Regions from separate parts of the Mus musculus genome. Here region 2 is linked to region 1. Evidence: chromatin loops called from intact Hi-C (ENCODE). Cell type or tissue: heart. All regions are shown on one strand. Links, peaks and the distances in the headings refer to the core of each region. The heading gives the core; the rest is flanking DNA. Region 1 holds the start of Fam210b (family with sequence similarity 210, member B). Region 2 holds the start of Rab22a (RAB22A, member RAS oncogene family).

Region 1 (8,327 bases), core at 313-8,312:
GGGTGGGGCGGGAGGCTGTTAGAAGCCGCAGCAAAAGGCAGGACATGGATTCTGCCCAGGAACCTCAGGAAACAAACTACCCCAGCTGTGACCTTGACCTTAGCCCAGTGAAGCAAGTTTTAGACTTCGGACCTCTAGCGAGGGAGCTAATAAATGTGTTGAGCACCAGAGGAGCGACACAGGCTTGTTATCAAGGCCAGAAGTGTGACACTTGATTAGAATAGCTTTAGGAGACACCTCTGGGTAGGTCTGTGAGAGCTTTTCCAAGGAGGAGGGAAGACCCACCATGAATGTGGGAGGCTCCATTCCCTGGGCAGGGCTCTGGTGCTGAATAAGAAGAAAGTGAGCTGAACACCTGCGTTGATGTCTCTCTGCTTTCTGACGGCAGAGGCAATTGGATGGGCTGACCCCATGATATCACCAAGATGGAATAGTCTCAAAGCCCAGCCACGATGAGTCCTTCCTTCCTAATGCTGCTTTTGCACAATATTTGGTCACCGAAATGAGAAAAGTGGCTAATGTGACAGCTCAGACCATCCGAGTCTGTGGTGTGAGCACACAACACCAGGTCCGCACTATCCCGAGAGGGGAGCAGGGCTGAACAGGATGGAGCTCCAACAGCCATGAGCCTTTACTGAGACAGGAAACACGGTAGGGCAGGCCGAGTCCTGGACAAAATACTGACCAGGGTGGGGGAAGAAATTAGCCAATCTGTGTGTGTGTGTGTGTGTGTGTGTGTGTGTACACGGGCACACAGGCAGGCATCACAGGCATGCATGTCACAGTATGTACATGGAGTTAAAGGACGACTTTGTAGAGTGGATTCTCTTCCCCCACCTTTGTGTCTGTGTAATATTTGTTTTTCTGCTGCTGTGATAAAACACCGTGGCCAAAAAGCAAGCTGTGGAAGAGTTCATTTTGGCCCACGGTTCCCGACAGATGAATCCATCCTGGTGCGGTGGCAGCAAGCGGCAGGCGTGGTAGTGGGAGCAGGAAGCTGAGATACCGTATCAGGAAGCATAGAACAAACTGGACGTGGGGAGGACCAGAAACCCAGAGGCCACGCCCACGGAGAGGCTGCAACTCCCCAAACAGTGCCACCAACCACGACCAAGTGTTCAAATGTCTGAGCCTATGGGGACATCCTCATTCAAACCACACAGCGGGAACTGGAATTGGGCTCAGTGTTGCCAGGTGTGCAAGGCAAGAAAGAAGTGTACCCGCCAAGCCACCTGGCTGCTCACATGGGACGATCTTAACATGCGCTGGATCATCTTCTGAGCCTGGGAACTTTGGATCAGACAACAGAGGTCACAGCCACACTTGGATTAGACAAAACACACCTCTGCAAGAGAATGCTTCTGACCGAAGGCTTTTTTTTGAGTCTTTGGCTCTCGATGCCACCTCTGGTTATTGATCCTGCAGCTGGGCAGATTGCTCCCTGATTTTGCAGCAGAGCAACTCTGCAAAGGCAAGGAAGTGGATGCACCAGAATGCTAGGGATGGCACAGGACTCCCCTACTGAGGGGGAAATGGTACTACTGTGTTTTGAGCAGGAGTCCCCAAACTGCACCTACACAGCCACTTGCTGCAGCTCTGGGTCCTCACTTCCTACTCGTGGGATAAGGCTCAGCACCCTCCCATGTCCCTCGCCAGCCCCAAGTGCACAAATCCTACTTTCTGTGGTTTCAGAGCAGGGGGCAGCTAGAGGACCCTTCTCTTTGTCCCTCTGCCTGTGAGCCCAACCTTGATTTTTTGCAGATCTGGGTAAAGGCCTGAGGACTGGGCCTTGTCATCATCATGTCTGGAGGTGCCTGGAAGGTAATCACTAAACTTAGAGAAGAAAGCCCTGGCTCACCCGGCCTCTGCGCTGGCCCCGCTAGCAGGATGTGCTACAGGGAGGGAGTGTGGATGTGTCCATCCCTCATGTTAGATGGAAATCCTTCATGAGTCTCTCTGCATTGTAGCCTTCAAGTCCTAAGCAAACTGTATCTCCATTGGGCTTTGCAAGGCTCCCCTATCTAATTTTAGTATTTATTTTATGGGTTTGGGTGTTTATCTGCACGTATGTATATCTATGTACCAGAGGCCTCAGATTCCCCTGAAACTGGAGTTACAGAGAGTTGTGAGCTGTCCTGTGGGTGATGGGAATTGAACCCCATGTCCTCTATAAGAGCAGACAGTGCTCTGAATCACAGGATCATCTCTCCAGCCTCCTCCCCTCTCTAAAACAAACAAATGTCTGGCCCTAATGTTTGCTCCTCTAGCCTGGTAGAAGCTACTGTTTATTTTCTGGCTGGAAGTCTGGCTGCCTTTCTATTCTCCCTTCTGGGCCAGAAGGCCTTTTGCCAAACCTGAGAGTATGAGACAAAGGGGGCCTCAGCAGACAGCTGTGGCTGTTCTGGGGCACGGAGACTGGGCCATAACTGAGATTGCCTGGGCCAAGTGTCAATGGGCTTTTGACTGACATTGGCCTAATGGAGGTGCGGGCACTGGGATGGTCTGCAGATTGTCTTATCAGCTTGGCCACCCCATCTGCAGCCCAGGGGAGGAGAGAATTACTTATCAGAAGGGACCAGAGCCCCTGTGAGCTTTTTAGTAGGGGAGTGCTTGTCTCAGGGAGGGGGGAGTGGTAAGGGCTGGCCAATAAAAGAAAGCCGAGGCAGCTTTTCTTCCTGTCCCCCAGAACCAGAACATCTAGAAAAGTCTCTCCTGTAGGGAATGACCATTCTGGCAAGACATGAAGGACCATGCATTTTTCTTCCAAGTCCTAGAGGGATTTAAAGAAGCTGAAGCAAAGGGATTCATGAGAGTGGCTGGCAAGCAATGGGGCACCGGTAGATACTCTTTCCCCACGAAGTACTGCTGTTTGCCACCTGCAAGGGCTCTGGACTTCCCTGACACACTGACACACTGACCTCAAAGTGCTCAGGCGGGGATGCATCTCAGTGGTAGAGCGTCTAGCACATGCAATACTCTCATTTCCTAGCACAGTATCAACCCAGCTTGGCGGTGTAAGCCTATAGTCCTTTGGAGGTGGAGGCAGGAGGATCAGAAGTTCAAGCCTATTGAGTTGAAGGCCAGCCTGGCTGGAATACAGGAGACCTTGTCTCAAAACAACCAGAGGAAGCCATATTAGAAAAAGAAGGTTGATTGAGTTGATCACGCTGTGTGGTAACACTTGCTCCCATCCATTTGATAAGTACCGTATGTGTTGACTTTGTACTGGGCCGTGTTCTGAGTGCCATGAAAATCTTAGTTTAGTGCAATCCTCACAATATCCCCATGAACAGAAGAGGATCTGCAAAGTCCGGGGTGTGTGTGTGTGTGTGTGTGTGTGTGTGTGTGTGTGTGAGCACATAGCCAGAGGCAGCACAGCCCAATCCCAGACCCAGCACTGTGCCTGTCAGAGTGTTCCAGAGCAGGGACATTGCAACAAACCAGACGGACAGACCTCTAAGAAGACTCTGACTTTAGGGAGCAGAGAACAAACAGTGAAACCTAGGGAGGAGACACACCAAGACAAGCAAGGAGTGAGTCAGGAGGGATGCTGCTCATTAGATAAGGGACGCCAGCCAGCAAGCCACTTGCATACGAACTCCTCCCCCTCCCCCCCCCAGGGTCACAAGTGGCCTCCACTCACTTGGTCTATGTGACCCTGAACCCTGAGCTCTGAAAGGGCTCCTTGTGTGGCGTATCTCCCCATCTCTGGCACAGTGCAGTCCTTGCTGTAGGCAAGAGGTTGACATGTCACTCAAGACACTTGATTTACTATCTAGAACATTTGGAGACCCCAGCTGGCCTCCCAGTGAAGGCAGGCAGGTTGGAGGTGGAGTGGGAATGCCGGACTGAGTCCCAGGGCAGGTCCCTCCCCCACAGTTGGCTTCTTGAGGAGTATCCTTTTTGAAGTACAAGCTCAGCTCCTGGGCTCTGGAGGCCCTGGGCGGTGTGACACGGATGACAGAAATCACTGGTGTCAGCCATGATGTACCAGATGCCAGCTAGCATGCTGTCGCCTATCACATTCACCCTCTGGGAAATGACTTAGTAACATCTCATTTTACAGACATGGAAAAGGGATAGCGTTTGATCAAAGTGATTGACTTAGCAAGCAGAGACATGGATCCTATGAGCCTGAGACCAGACTTATCCTTGCTGTAAACACACCTGTCAAGGCAGAGTGTGTGTTTAAGGTTAGGGTTAGGGTTAGGGTTAGGCTACCAACAGGGCTGATGTGGCAGAACAAGGTGAGAGGTTGTACCAGATCGTGAAGGCAGCTAAGATCTGAGCGCTAGAGAAGAGACAGTATAGGGCGGGGGGGCACACTACTGGTAGTCAGGGAAGACTTTCTGGAGGAGAGGGAAGCTATGCGGTGCCCTGAAGCACGGTACGCTGTGAGTATCCTGACTTGTGCTCAGGAGCAGAGCTGAGGCCAGTGTCCTGTCTGTCAGGCAGGAGAGAGGGGAAGGAAGTCCTTCCATCATTGTGCTCGGCACTCAAGGAAAGCGACCAATCCCTAACTGAAAAGCCACGGGAGCAGACAGTACTCAGAACTGCCCGATTCATGGCAGTGATCTTTCTTTCAGACTCCCCCAGACCTCGACGCTTCCGATCTACTACTTCTGAACTCCTGCTTTTTTTTTTTTTTTTTTTTTTTTTTGAGACCTACTTGAGATATGCTGCTGTCTGAATGGAAGCTGGTTTTCACTCTGAGCACTCAGGGCAAGTAACCACAACAAAACGGGATGGACTGCCTGCTCTGAGCCTGCTCTTCCAGCTAGATAAAAGGGTGGCGCAAGGAGCACAGGGAAGCGGTAGATGTACCGGCGGCACCGGCGATGCCGCCTCCTGGGCCCAGTGCCCAGGCCTCAACTGAACTTCAAAAGGAACAAGTCCAGGGGCCGGACTGGAAGTTCATATAGAATTCAGGCCCCTTGCGATCGGCTCGGTAACGCCACTGTTCTGGCTTTCGAAACTGGGGCTCGGCGGGCGACTCCATGACCTTGGGCAGCGCACCATTCCACTCCTAGCCTCAGTTTCTCCGGCTGCTAACTGAAAGAGATTTTTCTCGGATTCTAGGAATCTGAGAACTCAGGGACCCCGGAGGTGACCCGTTTCGGTCAGGTGCAATGTAAAAATTGTCCATTGGGGCTGGCCCTGGCACGGCGCTCCGGCCACTTGGGGATCAGGGTCCGAGTGGCTGTGGGGAGTCTTACCTGGCGGCTGAGACAGTCCCCGCGGGCCGTGCGCAGCAGTCGGGCGTCCGGAACCGGATGGGACAAGGCTAAGGCCCAGAGCGGTGGAGCACAGGAGGTGGCGGTTCCCAGGAGCCAAGGGGCCAGGGGCCGCAGCCGGGTGCTCACTCTTCCTGCCGGGCCAAGCAGCGTCAACAGCCCGGCCATGGCGCGCCGCGAGCGCAGCTCCAGTGTGCCCACTCGGGAATCAGCTCCAACACAGCGCGGTGGGCGGGGCCGAGACCGGGGCCTCGAGCTCCACCCCCCGACAGGCCCCGCCCCAACACCTTTAGGGCCCGCCCCCGGAGCGGAGCTGAGCGTGGGATAGGCGGGGCTCTATAGCGGAGCGCAGGTTTTGGGCTCCACCCAACAGCTCCGCCCTCCGCAGAAGCAGCCTATCCATGAGTGGGTGGGGCATCTGGAGACGCTCGCTCTCTTTTGTTCCCGCCCCTCAGCCCCGCTTCCTTGGCTAAGTTCCGCCTCCTGAAGCGGAGTGGGCGGGGCTGGGGACCTGCCAAGTCTATCAGCCTAGTTCTCAGGACCTCAGGCCAGTTCTTTGTGGAATGCATTTTCTCAGAACTTTCCAGGATTTTGAGTTTCCGGACTGTGGAGCGCGGCTGGCGGCTGTTTCAAGCGAGGGCTAATGCATTCTTTGTTTTTCCTCTCAGCCGAATGGGTGAAACCTGGAAGACTGATGCTTACGTGAATGCTTTAAAGAAGAAAGGAACTATAGAGGTTAACTCTCACTTGAAGAAGCCCTCTAAATGAGCCTACTATATCGCGGCTGTGAACATGAAAGCAGCCACTGTGGAGAAAAGTTTTGTACTTTCACAGATAGTTAAAAGTACACAAACCAGGTTGGTCAGCAACTCCGCTCCCATAGTGTCTCAAGAGAAGCAAAGACTCACATTTCTGTCGGACTAAAATCTGACAAGAGGGCACTCTCTCTTACCTGGTGACTATGCACTGCCTGGGGACTTGGGCCCACAGGAAGGCGTTGCTGGCATTAGATGTGGCCCCTCTACCTTGGACCTCTAGGCCCATGAGCCAAAATTAACCCTTCTGTTCTTATAACTTAAAGAAATAATAGTAAACTGTTATCTTGACATGGTGGTGCAGATCTGTAACTCAAGCACCCAGGAGGCTGAGACAGAAGGATTAAGAGTTCAAGGCCAGCCTCGACCCCAGGAGAACCTGTCCTACACACATGCTCAGAAGACAGCAATACTCATAGCAGGGCAGTCCAGATATCTGTCAGCTGGAGAATGGAACTTCCATCTGTGGATCACTTGCTATCCAAGCTGAGTTCCACCCTGGGGCCCAGGCAAGGTGGGGGTGGGGGCTGGGAGGTGGGGGGAGAGAGCCACAGTCTCCACAAAGTGCTCCTCTGGCCTGTACACATGCTCCCTCCCATGCAATAATAATAAAAAAATTTTTTTAAAGTAAGGCGTGAACACCTTCATCCTAGGGACAAGTCTCAGGACTGCTTTGCCAAATGGAAAATTCCAGCCACAAACACAACATGCAGGAGGATTTCATCTTCAGAGAATGCAAAGTTCACAGGCAAAATTCTGGACCCCCCCCCCCAAAAAGGTCAGCGGCTATCTAGGATTGTGAGTGGGATTTGGGCGGGGATTCAAGGAGCAGGGGGCTGACAGGGCAGTGAGGGTCACCACAATAAGCAAAGCTCACTTTTATGCAGAGCAATCATACTTCAGTGAAACAATGCCAGCGGTCCCCAGGACAGGCACCGTGGCCCAGCCTATAACTACAGTATTTGGGAAGTAGAGGCAGGAGCTCCAGACCAGCCCCCAAGCTCAGTCTCCTTGACCCAAAAGAATAAAATGTATAAAGCTAACATTCTCAAGATGTGCTGGCTGGATTCCAGCTTGGCAGAGCTCTCAGAGTCAGAAACCACGCTGGTTATGCCTGAGCTCTGTTTGTGGTAGTCCGGTACCAGTGTCTGAAGGAGGCAGACTGATCCTGTGTGGACTGCTTCTGCTCAGGGTGTTCAAGCTATAAAGATGAGTTAAAGGTATAGTCCTAAGCCGGGCGTGGTGGCGCATGCCTTTAATCCCAGCACTTGGGAGGCAGAGGCAGGTGGATCTCTGAGTTCGAGGCCAGCCTGGTCTACAAAGTGAGTTCTAGGTCAGCCACAGAGAAACCCTGTCTCGAACCCCCCCCTCCAAAAAAAAATAAAGGTATAGTCCTCAGTCACATTGGTCCTGCAACTCCAGCTGTGTGACCTGGAGTCAGTGGCTCAGCCTCTCTGAGCTTCACCTTTTCGCTTGTAAATTGAAGACACCCTAAGAGTTCCTCTTGTAAGACTGTTGGGAGAAGTCTTGACACAAATGTTAGAGTGGGCTGTTACCTAGTGCCTGGTGCACAAAAGGAGAGGGCATTTGATCCGGAATGTCTCAAAGGTGTCAGAGAGGGCTCCCAGCACTTCATCTGGAGGGCCTCCTAGGTCCCACAATGCTCTTGTGTCTGGGTCTCCTTTATTCACTCAGGCCTCCCGCTCTGGCTTCCTAGGAACTGAGTTTGTGATTTCTGCTTTATGGTTCTTGGGGGGAGAGAGAAATACATTTAAATTTTTCCCTTTAAATTTAACAGAGGATGAGGAACAGTGTGTTGGAATGGCCAGCCTTTGACCATTCGTTCATATTGACCATTTGACCATTCATTCGTATGATCAATAATGTGTGTGTGTAGATGCTCTGAATGTACACACCCAAGTACAGGTGTGTCCAGAATACGGCAAGTGAAAGGGCTCTTCCTCCCTTCTGCCCTCTATAACCCCCCACGGCTAGTAGTAACTCACACTTAGGAGCTCTGCGCCACGTGGAGGACAGCATCCTTCCCACACTCACACACTCCAGCTTCATGCCATGAGGACGGAGACACCCTTCCAACACGCACACTACTCATTTGGCGGAATGGCTTCCCCTCCGTAACAGAACTCTCCGGCACATCATTGACCACATCGGAGTACAGTAAGCAGCTATGAGGTAGTCTCAAATTCTCCAAGATGTTTCTGCATCAGAAATACAAACAGAACGCAAATAGCATCTGAGGTCGGAAGGCATTTCAGGC
Region 2 (8,327 bases), core at 283-8,282, 1.3 Mb before region 1:
CACAGGGGACTTAGGTAGCCTTGGCTATATAGTAAGTTTTAGGCCTGCCTGGGCTAGAGAAGACCATATTGCAAAAACAAACAAATAAAAGCGACAGAATGTCAGGCTTTGTGTGCCACAGGACTCCTGCCTTTGGTCAGGACAGCCTGAGAACAGCTGAGGCAGGGGTGAGTACTTCAGTAACATTTTATTTACCAAGAGAGAAGGCAGAAGACAGCTACAGTTTGCTGACACCAGGTTTAAATCACCAGCACCCAGAATACCTGACACATGGTTGGTACCTGTGATGGTTTGTATATTCTTGGACCAGGGAGTGGCACCATATGGAGGTGTGACCTTGCTGGAATAGGTGTGATCTGGTTGGAATAGGTGTGTCACTGTGGGTGTGGGCTTAAGACTCTCACCCCAGTTGCCTGGAAGTCAGTCTTCCAGTAGCAGCCTTTGTATGAAGACATAGAACTCTCAGCTCTGCCTGTGCCATGCCTGCCTGGATGCTGCCATGCTCCCACATTGATGATACTGGACTGAACCTCTGAACCTATAAGCCAGCCCCAAATAAATGTTTTGTATAAGACTTGCCTTGGTCATGGTGTCTGTTCACAGCAGTAAAACCCTAACTAAGACAGTACCCAATAAACGAATAAACATTTTGAAAAATACTCACTGGGCTTGCTGGGTTTGCAGTGGTTCCCAGGGCCAGAGAAGGTGGATTCAGTGACATGGTGGGTAGAACTGTGCTGACAATGGCTACAGAGTAACTGCTAAGAAAGTGGTGTGTTCTCTTCCAGCTTAAGCACAGGACTAGGCTGTGATGCTGCTGGATGACAGCAGGGCAGAAGGGCAGCCGAATGGTGGGAAAGAGAAAGTGATGAAAAGCTGGGAACTCAGCATTCCAGAGAGGACGGGGTCACTGGGCCGTCACTCATAAGGGAGGAAGCCTTTAGAGGCAGAAACAAGGAAGCAAAGATAGAGGAGGAGGGGACTTTGTAGTCTTTCCTATAAAATATGAGTCTGACACAGTGAGAGCCTGACTGAACCAAGGCAAGGAAGGTTCTCTTAGTTTTTCTCTCTATTCGTCTGATAGTGAAGGAGGCGGTGTCTTAGCACTTGTGGGTTCTGAGGTTCTGAAAGGCTGTGCGTGAAGTGTGTCATTCACTGACTCATCAGTGCTTCTCCGCTCTGCTCGCCACCTTGCAGTGCAGTGCAGGTGCCGACAAGCCCTGAGGAGCAGGAGGTGATACTTGGAAGCACACGGACACACCCAATTCTTCTGCAAGGGTACTGTCTTCACTGCAGACATAGTGGTGGATCTCATCTCCATGCCTCCACATGCATACGAGACCCTGAGATTTTAACACACTCTCAAGCAGCAGTCTTGTGAAGTCTCTCCCACAGTTGTAAAGTGTTTCCCTTTGTGGCACAAAGCCATATCTCATCCTGATGATGAACCACATACAACTTTTCTTTACAGATAGAAAACCCGTTGACTGTCAGGAAGTGTCTAGTCATTACCTAGTTGTACAAACTTAACATAGTAGTAGATCCTACAAAGCTCATGCTCTCAAAGAGAAAAATTAGGGCTAATCCCATGCTCTCCCTGTGACAGTTAAGTAGTTAAAAAGATTTTTGTTCAGTCTGTAAGAAGCTGGGGAGATGGCTTAGCAGGTAAACCACAGCGCTCTTCTGGAGGGTCCATCTGGTTCCTAGCACCCACAGCAGGCAGTTCATAACCACGTCCAGCGGACCCCGCGCTTCTGGCTTTCAAGGGTGGGCACTCACATTCACACTCACAGACTTCCACTCAGACACACGCGCACCTAATCAAAAATAATGAAGTCTTCGAGAACTCTCTAGTCAACTTCAACAGTCCAAAAAACCCCCAACCAACCAAACCAACCAAACAAACAAAAAACAAAAAAACACCAGATACCCAAAAAACAAAAAAGCCCCCCAAACAAAGCCTAATCAACCAAACAACCCCAAACCAGACCATTTTTAAGTTAATTCATTAATTTAAAGCTGTCACCAGTTCAAAAGGGTTTGAATTCAATTCTACTTCTTTTCAAGGACCAAAACTGGGTATGCCCCCCCAAAGACCTGCATCGGAACGTGTTTTCATCTGCTCTCTTTCAAGGTGTAACTGGGTCTGTAAACTCCTATGTCAACTGATTCTTTTTCATTGTTGAAGTTCTTATTCCCAAAGTCTGAAGATATTCTCCTAGGATACAGTAAACCTCACTGTATTCTCTCAAATCATTTTGGGAATGTCAAGACCCAGCAATTCAAAATTTCATCAAGTTCAGGACAACAGGAGTTACACCCGGTCACACGTTCCTGCTTGCGATGACTTTCCACGAACTCTGGGATAGACGTATACAGTAAATAAACTTGTTCTCTTACCCTATGGTTGGATTGATATTCGGATCAAAACTGTCTTCCACAAACCGCCACACGATGCTCGATTTACCCACACCCGTATCCTGAAAGAGAGTAAGATGGGGCACTGAGGAAAAACTAACCTATTTGTAGACACCCAAGACTACTTTGTAGCCTAAAGTGGAGGACTGCAGAAAAAGCATTTCCATCTGCAGATGGAGAGACACAACAGGCTTCTGTAATAAGTCAGTGAAGTAACTATATTACGGGGCCAGAGCGCATGCTTTTCATTCCAGTACCTGGGAGACAGAAGCAGGCAGATTTCTTAGCCTAAGAACTGAGCACAGTGCCAGTCATGGCCAACTAGTGAGAAACCATCTTGAAAGTACTGGGGAAGGATTCTGCAGTTCTTAAGTGACACTAGGACCTCCGGAAAGACCTACGACGGCCTAGTGCTACAGGACTGCGATCTTAGCAAATCTGGGAGGCAGAGGCAGGAGGGTTCCAAGTTCAAGGCCTGCTGAGGCTGAGATTTCAAGGCTATCCTGGGCAACTTCTGGAGATCCTGCTAAAAAAATAGAAGCAAGCAAACTGGGGACACACAACTCAGTGGCGGGACTTGCCTAGGATGTACAAGGTTTAGGTTTAGTCTCTAAGACTGAACTCCTGCTCCCTCCCAAAGTAAAAAGGCCTCTTCAATGCCTGTCCTGTGTGAAAGGTGACTGGACTCACTGGCCTTTTAACATATACCAGTAAAACTATGCGCTCCCAAGTTGCGGAGTAATCGGGATGAACCCTAGCCCCACCCTGCTAAGGGGCAAAAACCATGTAGTTATTGGAATTTTTTTTTTTTCAGTCATTAAAACAGAAACTCAGGAAGGAGATCATTAGAAGGCTCTGAAAAGGCCAAACTACTGTGAGAGGACCGGAAGCTGAACCTTCAAAGTCCTGGTAACTCCTCCCTGTTCTAGTGAAGAGTGAACTTTAATGGAAAGTAACTCTTGCAGAAGTGTCAAAGACGTCCCAAAAGTTCAAAACCATCCCACATTGCTGAAAGGAGGCCAAGTGTGCGCATAAAACCCAAAGCCCTGCTGGGGAGGGTTAACTTTCAGAAACTTGTCTAACTTTAAAGGTGTCCCTCGCAAAGTTGGAAGGAAACTACCTGTGGGCTACTTCACTGTGGGATGGAAAGAGGGCGTCGCTCCGGGGCGCCGGGGGCCACCCTGACACCTGGGGGCCTTGGGTGGGGCACAGCCTGCTGGTCCCGCCGCCCTAAGGGGTCTGTGGGGGGCTGCGTCCCGCGCTGAGCGTAAAGGGGTGCAAGGGGCCCTGGAGTGCCGGGGCCCGCCCGCCCGGCCTCCGCGACCCTCCGGACCCCGCCCGCTGCAACTTACCCCGAGCAGGCACACTTTAAGTTCCCTCAGCGCCATGGCCCGGGAACCAGGGGTGCGGGCCCGCCGCCGCCCTAAGTTGAGGAGGGAGAGGCCCGGCCCAGCACCAGCATCCCCCGGCGCCGCCGCCTCACCGCCAAGTCCCGGCCGAGCACTCCGGGCGGCCGTGCGTCCGCCGCCGCCCTCCGGTCCGGCCGACCCCGTCACTTGTCCGGCGGAGTCACCTCAACAGCCGGGACACCGCCTTGGCCTCCCGGGCGCTACCGCCGCCGCCATCTTGGGACGCCAGCTGGGTCACCTGACCTCCCCGCCCACTTCGGCAGCCACCTTCTCCGCGAGGGCGGGGCGGCCGGCTCGCAGCTCACAGGCGGGTGGGCGGAGCACCAATGGGCGGAGCCTCAGCGTCGCCCCACCCTCCAGCTCCGCCTCAGCCCCATCTTCTCTAAGGAGTGGGCGGGGCGGGATGGGGCGTAATCTTGAAGCTACCACGCCTCTAGCTCCACCTTCCACCCGTCCCAAGATGGCGGCGGGTGAGTGAGGCCAGGCTGGTGGGCGGAGCGCGAGGGATGGGCGTGGCCTCTGGGCTCGCCCCCGCCTCCAGCCCCGCCCTCTGGCACATCCTAAGATGGCGGGTGAGTGGGGTCTAGGCTCAGGGGTCTCCGACGGCTCCCCTTCCCCTCCCCGAGAGCCCCCCTCACCCCACCTCCGCACGAGCCCGGGACTCGCCGCCCGCGCAGCCCCGTGTAGCTCCTTGTGTGTCTTTTGATTTTTTTTCAGAGATCCCTCTGTACTTTGTGGACTTGCAGGATGACTTAGAGGACTGTAAGTAACAGTTGGGGCGCCCCGCCCCTCCTTGGGTCCCTCCCAGAGGACTGTGGGGTGCACTTAGACGGGACAGGAGCCTCAGGTCGAGCCTATCTCGAGCCCGCTTCTTCTCAGGTGCCCTTCCCTCCTGGGCTAGGACTTGGGTCTGTTGGAAACTTTGTCTTCCTGTCACTTTCTCCTCTGGCTGCGCTAGGAGCTGTGAGAGGGAAAGCCAATCCCAACCTGGGAGGAACCTCCTTGGGTTCCTAGTTAGGGCTTGGGAGTGACGCCCTACTTGTGGGCCTGGCCAGCTCCATGTCTTCATGGAGCCCACTGCTTTCCATGTTTTGAGTGGGTCTCTTCCACTTGACCCTTCTCAGCCTCCACTTCTTCTCTGGAATTATTTTAAGAGACAGTAGCTGAGAGAGATGCCACCTTCGAAGTGCAAGTTCCAATTTGTGGCTAATGGACAAACGAAGCTTTGGCTTGTCTATCCAATATAGTTTTTCAGCGCCTACCTCTACTTGCTCGGGCCATTTGTTGGGCTTATGAATTTACAAAGATGAACTAGATCTCCCTCACAAGCCAGAGGGGAGCAGGAAAAAAAAAAAAAAAAAACCCAGGGAGGCTTGCTGGTGGTTGAGGTCAAATCACCTCAGATGACACAAATCACCACAGTCAACTGGGGCTTCCTGAGTCCCAGCCCTAGGAGTTACTTCTGTCCCCTTCCCTTCCCTACCTGAAACTCCCTGACAGGAGTTGATGTTGACTGAGAATGTTTGGTAGACCATTGCAGTGTTGAGCACATTTGATCCCTGAGTGTGTGTGTGTGTGAGTGTGTGTGTGTCAACTCTATTAGTGTAGCATGACACTTGGAGAGAAAAGAAAAGTGAGTGGTGAAGAGGCCTGGCCCTTGAGTCAGCCCTCAGGTGCAGTCCTGGATCACTCCAGTTGCAGTGGGATCTGGGGCAGGTCACCATACCGCTTAGAGCCTCATTGGTCGTTTCCTCTGCAAAACCACCAGAGTAGCATCCTACCTCCTAAGTCTTATGGATTCGAGGCCGGCCTGGTCTGCAGAGTGAGTTCCAGGCTGGGCCAGGGCTGCATAATGAGGGATTTTGTAAAGATTAAACCATCAAAGAAGGTGACATGAGTCCTTGTGCATAGTAAACACTCAGTAAATGTTGGCTGCTACCCTGGGAAGTGTGTGGGATTAGCCTGTCTTCTAGAGAAGGCTGAGAATTGGAGCGGTCAGTGTCTCTCATCTGGTGTGCCATGGATGTTAAAGAAGACAACAAGTTGGTTCCTTTTGACTCTGTTCTCTGTTTTACTGTGCACACTGCCTTACAAATGCTCTTCGCCCAGTAGCTGGGGCGGGCCTGCACTTGAGGTGGTATCTTATCTATCCTCTCCTTGGGCAGTTTGTCTAAGCCTTTGGGTTCTCAACCTTCCTAGTGCTGTGACTCTTTAGTACAGTTCCCCCTGTTGTGAAGGCCTCCATCCATAAAATGAGTTTTGTTGCTACTTCATAGCTGTGTTTCTGCTACTGTTGTGAATCGTCATGTGAATATCCGGTATGGAGGTTTTCTGACAAGCGACCTTGGGAAAGGGTCGTTTGACCCACAAAGGGGTTATGACCCACTCCACTCGCTGAGAGCTGCTGAAAAGGGCTTGCTGCTTCTTGGTGTAGGTCAGGTTCCTGTGGGCATGATGCAGGTTATCCTTTTTAAAACGACAAGTCCTGAATGGCCTAGGTAAAAATTAATATTGTTAGAGTTACATTACTGATAACAGTAATGGATCCTGAGGCTTGTCTGATTTACTTCAAGATTCTTGATTAAGTTTGGCTAATCTCGAGACGAAGGCATGATGAGGGGGGTGCCTTGCTTCCAAATCATTCAGGGTCTCCAGGCCAAAGCAGCACAGAAAAGATGGCATTTTCTGGGACTGGCTTGTTGAAGTGATCTGAATTCTCTTGAGAATGTCCATAGGGGACATCTCTTTCTCTAGTTTTCAAGTGGAGTTGCGCAGTGGGGGAGCAGGGCACTTCAGAGTCTGCCTGAGGGTTTCCAATGTTGGGGTTTGCTTGTAGTGTGGAGAGGCTGACTGTTGATAAGATCTGTTCATCCAGTTAGCATTTAAATGTATTTAAATGTATACCAGGGATGAATGAATGGGAAATGAGAGGGCTCTGTGGCACATATAAAAAGACCTAAGAGACCAATCAAGAACACACAGTATGTGGTCATATTTGGATCCTCGCTTGAACAGAACCACTGTGAAAAGAAAAAGCATTGAAGTGAGATTGGGTATTAGGTAATATTAAGAATTGCTATTTATTTTTTCAGCAGTGATAATGGTATCATGTTTTTCTTCAAAGGAAGAGCCCTGACAGCAATAAGCATTCATGAGTGAAATGACTTGGTGTGTGAAATCAGCTTTCAAACTCCATAACAAATAGTAAACAAGATGTTGGGAGGAGGGATCCAGCAGTACAATGGCGGGATGCTGAGGCTTGGAGAAGCTAATAGCTGGGGGCTAGCCTTTCATTTCTCCATACTTGAAATTTCCCACAGTAAAAGGTTTTTAAAAATGAGATGAGAGTGTCACAAATGATCAGACATTTGCAGGAGGAGTTGGAAAGCTGGATTTCAATTCTGAATATGCTGTGCGTATTGTAAGCTGCATTTAGCTTCAAAAGACCCTTGTGTAAAATATATCAGTGCTCAGGAGACTGCATTTCTTTTCAGATGTTTAGTTTTCAAGAGGTAGCAGTGAAGGAAGTTGGGAGAGGGCATATTTCTATTTTTGAGGAAAGCAAGGTGCCAATAAATGAGGTCTGGATCTTTGGTGAAAATAGGATTAGCTCAGCCCGTGGAATATAGATAAGAGTCTTTGAATCTGAATGCTGGAGGGAGTGGTGGTTGTTCAATCCTGAGTGAAAGACTTCTTCCAGAGCAAAGCACACTATATCTCACCTACACACTGTGGCTGTTCTTTGCAGAGACTGCAACCATGCTGGACCCCATTGCAGGCAGCATGCTAACTTGAGCCACAGATGTAGGCGCTGAGGTTTTTCTTTGTACAATGTGAATTTGATCCAAATATTAGCACCTGTTTCTTACTAAACTCTCCCTGCCAAGTGAAATAATTGAAGAGCTAATTGAGGAGTCTAATACTTGAGCTGAACTCAGACATTTGACCAGCCTTTAAATTAGAAATTGACCAATATTTATTTACCCATGAAGGACCAAATAGTAAAAATGTTTGGCTTTTCAGATAGAAGGTATGTGACACAGATGTAGGCTCCAACGTTGTATACTAGACCAACCATAAACTACACACACACACACACACACACACACACACCATAGACCGCAAACGTGCATACATATGCACATCTACGTGGGCCTGGATGTGGGCTGGTGAAACTTTAGCAACACGAGGAAGGACTGAACTTGGCTCAGGGCAAGTGTTTTGTTGATGTCTCCATGAAATGAAACTGTCAGAGTTGGAGCTGTGCAATCGTGGCTTGTGGCTAAGCTGGACCCACCTGTTGGGGTGTCTTTCCTGCTGGATTTAGTGAGCAGAATATTGTTTGAGGACCACTGCTTGGCTGAACAACCCTTGACAAGTTACTCACACTTGACGTCTGGTCTCCTGTGGCTGCTGGGGATGAAGACATTCACTCTTTCCTCTGGGTGGATGAGTAGGGCAGCAAGTCCAGAGTGGCTCCCGTATAGCCTGATGCAGTCT

The links. Peaks named below come from ENCODE experiments on the same cell type or tissue, not always from the same donor. Only the 100,000 strongest peaks of a DNase experiment are listed, where the experiment ranks them.
Region 2: it touches region 1 in a loop (4-fold over the local background); 2 of 42 quality-filtered maps call a loop at or near these places.

What each region holds. Positions count from the first base shown.
Region 1 is chr2:172,342,737-172,351,063 of GRCm38, reverse strand. Fam210b (family with sequence similarity 210, member B) reads right to left here and starts at 5,487. Exons shown (of 3, transcript NM_025912.4): 1 at 5,217-5,487. The coding sequence starts at 5,402. In heart, for the core only: a CTCF peak has its summit at 5,123; DNase peaks (open chromatin) are centred at 5,543 and 6,213; H3K4me3 peaks cover 3,812 bases; H3K27ac peaks cover 5,401 bases.
Region 2 is chr2:173,655,585-173,663,911 of GRCm38, reverse strand. Rab22a (RAB22A, member RAS oncogene family) reads right to left here and starts at 4,067. Exons shown (of 7, transcript NM_024436.3): 1 at 3,771-4,067; 2 at 2,401-2,480. The coding sequence starts at 3,806. It also overlaps the pseudogene Ppp4r1l-ps. In heart, for the core only: no CTCF peak of the experiment used is centred there; a DNase peak (open chromatin) is centred at 4,111; H3K4me3 peaks cover 2,446 bases; H3K27ac peaks cover 1,980 bases.